Regions from separate parts of the Mus musculus genome. Here region 2 is linked to region 1. Evidence: chromatin contacts called from ENCODE POLR2A ChIA-PET data. All regions are on one chromosome and are shown on one strand. Each heading gives the region's core, a stretch centred on a gene start or an enhancer-like site at or near the end of the contact. The rest is flanking DNA. Distances are from core to core; before and after follow the strand shown. Region 1 holds the start of Skil (SKI-like). Region 2 overlaps Prkci (protein kinase C, iota).

Evidence for each region. ChIA-PET counts read pairs that join two places held with the same protein, here RNA polymerase II (POLR2A).
Region 2: POLR2A ChIA-PET joins it to region 1 with 43 read pairs in Patski. The contact joins the enhancer-like site here to the promoter of Skil in region 1. POLR2A ChIA-PET finds 5 or more read pairs at or near these places in 2 of 5 experiments (Patski and embryonic stem cell).

What each region holds. Positions count from the first base shown.
Region 1 is chr3:31,093,496-31,096,414 of GRCm38, reverse strand. It overlaps Skil (SKI-like), which reads right to left and starts at 1,357. Exons shown (of 7, transcript NM_001039090.2): 1 at 1,258-1,357.
Region 2 is chr3:31,021,509-31,024,427 of GRCm38, reverse strand. All of the region lies in intron 2 of Prkci (protein kinase C, iota), which reads right to left. Among named protein-coding and RNA genes, the nearest start is that of Mir7008, 16 kb to the left of the region's middle. Within about 2 kb of position 1,472, at least 1 of the 3 ENCODE cell types and tissues checked has a DNase peak (open chromatin) inside an H3K27ac peak, as active enhancers do.

The DNA of each region.
Region 1 (2,919 bases), core at 108-2,607:
CATGCCATTTAAATTTTAAAAAACAATCCTTTCTCGTTAGAAAAAAAAAAAAAAAAAACCTGTAGTTTCTGGTCTCCCCACCCCCCAAGATACATGTTAATATACCTACCATATGCAACTAAACTTCAAGTACATTCATACATACTATCTTTTTGGAATGAAGAAGAAAAAAAAACTTTCCCTTTAAAAGGTTAGCGAATTTGCCTAATGGAAGCCAAAAGCTGTAAGACTCCACGCCTGGAAATCTCCATCCATGAGCAAGACTAATCCGGGACAAAAAGCACAAGGCAGACAGACCTCACAAAGAATGCAAATGGAGGCAGAGTGGCGAAAAAGAGTATTCATCCACTTCCCTCCCTGGAGAAAACCCAGTAAAAGCCGACAAATAAAAAGCTTTGCTTCTAAACTCCCAGCAATTTATGTTAACACAAACCCAGAGAATTATGGACGAAAGCCACCTAGCCACCGTACTGTGACTTTCGCCACTACAGGGACACCTCAGCCAAGGCGAGCCAAGGAAAAGGGCAGAAGGCATGACCTAGACCAGGGGCGCCCCCACAGCCCTGCGCACACGCAGAGACACCCACTCATCATCAACCCAAAGGACAGGGAAGCAGGGGACTCCCGGCGTCTGGTGAGGTGAGAGGGGGCAGAGGAAGTAGGAGTCCTCCCAACCCCCACCTCTGTGACTGGGATCACCCTAAGTGCCCTCCCCACATCGCCCCACTGCGGGGGCCGCCGGTGGAAATACCCCACGCCCCCGGCCCGCGGGAAGTTCTCTAGGGTTACCTAGGCGCCCCAGGGCTGCGCCTCCCCCCACTTGACCCACCCTGAGCCGTGGCACCCACAGGGGCGCGGGCAGGTTAGGCGCCAAGCCCGGAAGCCCGCGTCGCCGGACGCTTAGAGCTGGGGCCAGCCCGGGGCATCCCCGCCGAGCGCAGACGGCCGGGGGATGGCGGCGATGACCAGGGTCCAGGTCTCCTGGGTCCCGGCGGCTCGGGTCAAGTGCACCGCCATCCCCTCCCAGCTGACCCGTCCCAGAATCCGCGAGGCCTGTACACCCGTGGGACCCCCGCCGCGCGCCCTGTGCCCGCGACCCCGCCCGGGACCCCCACGCATCCCGGACGCCCCACTCAGGCCCTCCGCGCCCGGGCAGACCCCCGGGCTCTGTGCCCTCCCCATCACCCCCGCCGCCGCCGCCTCAGCGCCCCCAGAGGCCGCACGCCCCTCGCGTCCCCTCGCGACCTGCGGCCGCACCTGTGCCCGCCGTCGCCGTCGCCGTCGCTCGCCAGCCGCCTTCGCTGTGCCGGCGCCGCTCCGAACCCCACACACATCGCTACACACAGCCTCTGACGTCACCCGGCCCGCGGCCCGCCCACGTCACTGCGGAGACACGGCTTCCCGCAGACGCCGCCGCCGTCTCCGGCCGCCCGGGGGACAGCGAGGGCGGCGGGCGGGGGAGGGGAGGGAACGAAGCCAGCGGCGCCGCGCGGCCCCGCGCCAGCCAGCCCCTCGGGCGCGCGCGCCGTCTGGCCTATTGTGGCTCCCGGCGGGCTGCACACTGCAGGCTGCGCGCGCGTCCCCAGCCCCGACCGGGGCGCGCGCCTGGCGCCTCGGCCGCGCACGCGCGTGCTCCCGCTCCCCCGCCCCCCTCGCGCGTACCCCGCGCTGCTGGCCCGGCGCGCCGTCTGGGCGGCTGGCGCACGGCGCTGTCTGCGGTGCCCGGCTCAGACAGGATGTTCCCTCGGCCCCACCCCCGCCGCCCTCCTTCCTTCCTCGAGTCGCTCAGCCGGCTGTCTGGGGCCGCCCTCGCCACGCCCGCCGCCGTGTGGCGACGGGCCAGACCTGGGGGCGCCCTGGCCGCCGGGCCGCCGCGCTGCGAGGCGGGGGGGGTGAGAAGGGGGAGAGGGGGCAGGGCGCGGCGGGCTGCACTGTGCGCGACCCCGGCAGCTGGCCGCGCCCGAGGTCAGGCTCGGCCAGCAGCCCCCCTCAACCCCCGCGGCCGCAGCTGGCCGCCCGGCCCCGCCCCGGAGGTGGCCTGCGGGTGGCTCCCCGCCGCGACCCCCGGGCTGAGCCCGCCGCGCAGACGCCCCCGCGCTGCCACCGCCCCCCCCCCCGCAGCGCCACCACCTGCCCCCGTGCTCCCCGCTCCCAGTGTTGCCACCCTCCCCCCGCCCAGTGCCGACGTCGCGGGGCCTCTCGCCCCCGTGGGGCCTCCCGCCGCGGCCGCCCTGCCAGCTGCCGGTGAGCAGCCCCGCCTGGCCGCTCTGGGGTGGCCTGACCCGGCCGCCATCGCCCCAGAGTCCGCGGTTTGCGCACCGCGGGGACAGATCTTGCTGCCCCAGCTGCTCTTAGCCTCCATAAGTGACCCATTCTGATTCACTAAGCACTTTGGTTGGTGTTTTCGGGTGTGTTTTTTTCTTTCTTTCTTTCTTTTTAATTTTTCCAGAGACGGTAAGAGGTGGAGGAAGATAACCACTTTCGGCTGCCACCTCGAACCGCCGGCGGGGGTGGGTGAGGGGACTTCCTAGCCAACGTATCCAGGATAGCTCGAATATTCAACTCTGTGAAGCTAGCCCGTCATATTTCGAAACACCAAGAAATCCCCTTTTCTCCACCCCACCGCAGGATCAGGAACTGAAATAGCGCAGCGAGTAGCACTGCGCAGACTTAGGGAACTCGAGCTTCGGCGACGGTGGCGCACCCCACCCCCACCCCACCTTTTTTTTTTCTTTTTTTTTTTTTTTTTCCTTTTCTCGCCGGGTTTATTTTACCGCTTCGGGGTTACTCATGTTTGGGTCTACATTTGCAGTTGTCCAATTGGGAATACTTTTGTGCTTGAGGATTTTTCGTCCTTTTTTTTTTAACCCCCACAATAGGTCTAACAAATGTCACCTCTCATCACCGCCTCCGCCCCAG
Region 2 (2,919 bases), core at 223-2,722, 72 kb after region 1:
CACCAGACCTGGCTGCTAGTTTCTTTTAAAAAGGAGCTAAAGCAGTTCCACTGCCACACTATGGATGGGTAGGGCTTCCAGGTGAGAGGACTGAGCCAGAGCCAGGCTGACTCCATGACAGGCTGCAAACAGTTTGGGAGACTAGGCCTAAGTTTGTGTTTCCCACAAACAGAACTGGGATCCAGGAACCTGTGGTCAGCCAACCGCAGCCATGGGCAGCCAATCTGAGGACACCTTGTCCTTTGGCCTGAAGGATCCCTAGAGTAGAGCTAACCAATCACGGTAAAGGGGCACATACCACACACACACACACACACACACACACACACACACACACACACACTGGAATTCCCTTGACAATAAAAGCTGGGCCTGCGAGCCCACTCGGTGTCTCTATTCCTGAATGAAAAGACCCCTGCATGCAGGAAATTCCGCTGGAAAAAAAATGCTCTTTGCTTTTGCATACTATTTGAGTCTGGGTTATCATTCCTTGGTGATTCTTGGACCCTAACACAGGCAGTGACTGTAATGGATATTGTATCATATTACAACCTTGGTCAATTAAGTCACAAGAAAGAAACCACTAAAGTACTCTGGACTAAGAATAGTCTAGCTTGAGCTACTAAAAATTTTTTTTAGATTTATTTGACAAATATTTGCTAGCAGATATGTCTGTGCACTGTGTGTGTGTGTCTATGGCAGGTCAGAAGGCATCAGATCCCCTGGAACTAGAGTTCCAGACAGTTGTAAGGTACCTTGTGGGTGCTGGGATTTGAACCTGGGTCCTTTGCAAAAAGAACAGCAAGTGTTCTTCACTGCTCACCCACCTCTCCATCACCTTCTTTTTGTTTCTCTTCTCTCTTTAAACAAAGCATCTTTTACTCTTTGACAACTGCATAGATAGAAACAATGCGTCCTGATGATGTATACCCCAGCTCCACTTTCCCTCCCACTCCTCTGAAGCACCCCACGAGCCTTTCTCCCCTTCTGCCTCTTTCTTTGTTCACAGCTGCCCACTGAGCCCTCTCTGCTGGGATGATGACTGACCTCCCTGCACTGGTCACAGCTGCAGTGAGTCCTCGGCTGCAGAGGCCACAGCACAGCCCAAAGGCAGCGTTGCATTCCTCGCCTTCCTGCATCTCTCACATTCTTTGAAGCCCTCCTCTGAGATGCCCCTCCTCTGACGTGTTCCGAGCCTTTGGTGGGAAGGATGTCCTACCTAGGGCTGGACACCAGCTCCAGCTACTCTTAAATGTAAGTGGTGAATTTTAGTTACACACACAGAAGGGGAGGAGGACACACCTCTCTCAACTAAGCAGGCGAAGTGCAGAGTGATCCCTGGAAATCCGAGGTGCATTCCTCAATGAACAAGTCACTTAGAGCAAAGCTGGGCTTGAACTGGATCCTCCCCTCTGCTACTCTGGTGCTCATTCCTGTGGTTTTATGACACATTCCTGCATGCTACATGCCACTGGCTCTGACTAATCTTCAATTACACAGTGCACAGAACCCAGCTTACTACTTGAGAGAAACCATTTCCTATCTACATGGTCTCAAAGAAAACAGTGTCTGTTCTTTTCTCCAACTCAGCTGCCAAGTCCTCACTCCCTTTTATGTTCTGTGGACATTTATAACATTAGCTCTGATAAGTCACAGAACTGTGAAAGTCAGTTTTCGAATCACTAAGTTATAAGGTAAGTTGCACAGAAATAGAAAACCTAACCAGAACTGGCACAAAAAGAAGACTTACGTGGCCTTTTCTATTTCATGAAAGGCAGAAGATGGCAGCCACGGACTGCTTGTGAAGGCCAGAAGACAGAGAAAACGGTTCGGACAATAGACAAAATGAATGAGCGAGTGTGGTGACACTCACTGAAGGCAATACAGCAAACAGAAAACGCATCTACAGAATCAGTGGCTGCAAATACAAAGATCAGAAGACTGGGCAGAAGGGCCAAAGTAGCAAATGGCTTTTCTTTTTGTAAAATAATTTATTTTTATTTTTATATGCATTGGTGTGGTGTCTTCTTGAATGTGCATATGTCAAAGTGTCAGATCCCCTGGAACTGTAGTTACAGATAGTTGTGAGATGTCATGAAGGTGCTGGGAATTAAACCTGGGTCCTCTGTAAGGTAGCCAGTGCCCTCAACTGATGAGCCATTTCTCTAGTCCCCAAACCTCAGACACATGTAGTCCTTGTCTAGAAGAGTCTGATGTGAGTATGGCTTTTGTCCAATGAACAGTTACAACTCCATACACAGGTGGTCTACAATGTTCAAAATGAAGAGCTATGTCTTTCAACTGTGGGAGAGAATCTAGGCAAATTAGTGAACTACAAAACAGAGCCTAGGAAGAGAGAAGGATGAATCAGAGCATCAATGTTAAGAGTCATGGGATCCAATCCCAGAGAGTAGCAGTGAGCTTTCCTGAGGGAATGACAATACATTCTATTATAGTTCAGAACCAGAACCTTCCCCTCTTGGTGACTAGGGGTAGCTACTATACTACTCCTGTCTCTAGTTTACTATCCTGTCACCATTTCATGGATCTTTAGAACTAGCAGAGAGGCAGTCAAGGAACCCAAACCATAGATGGGCAAGACACAGGATTAGATGACCATCTTTGGACTGTGGACCTAATGTCATGATGAGCTAGGCTCTGAGGGGGTTTGTGAGAAGACGGTGAGTTAATCATACATTAACTTACTCCTGCACAGACACCACACACATTCAACCTGTTAGTTAACCATACATTAACTTACCCCTGCACAGACACCACACACATTGAACCTGTTCTGTTTTTCTTGGATTGAGGGCCTGCGTGATACATGTGACCTTTTTCGACCATATGTTTGATGCATAAAGCACTCTATGTAAGTCATTACAAAACAAAAATGACCAGGAAAGGTATTTTTCAAAG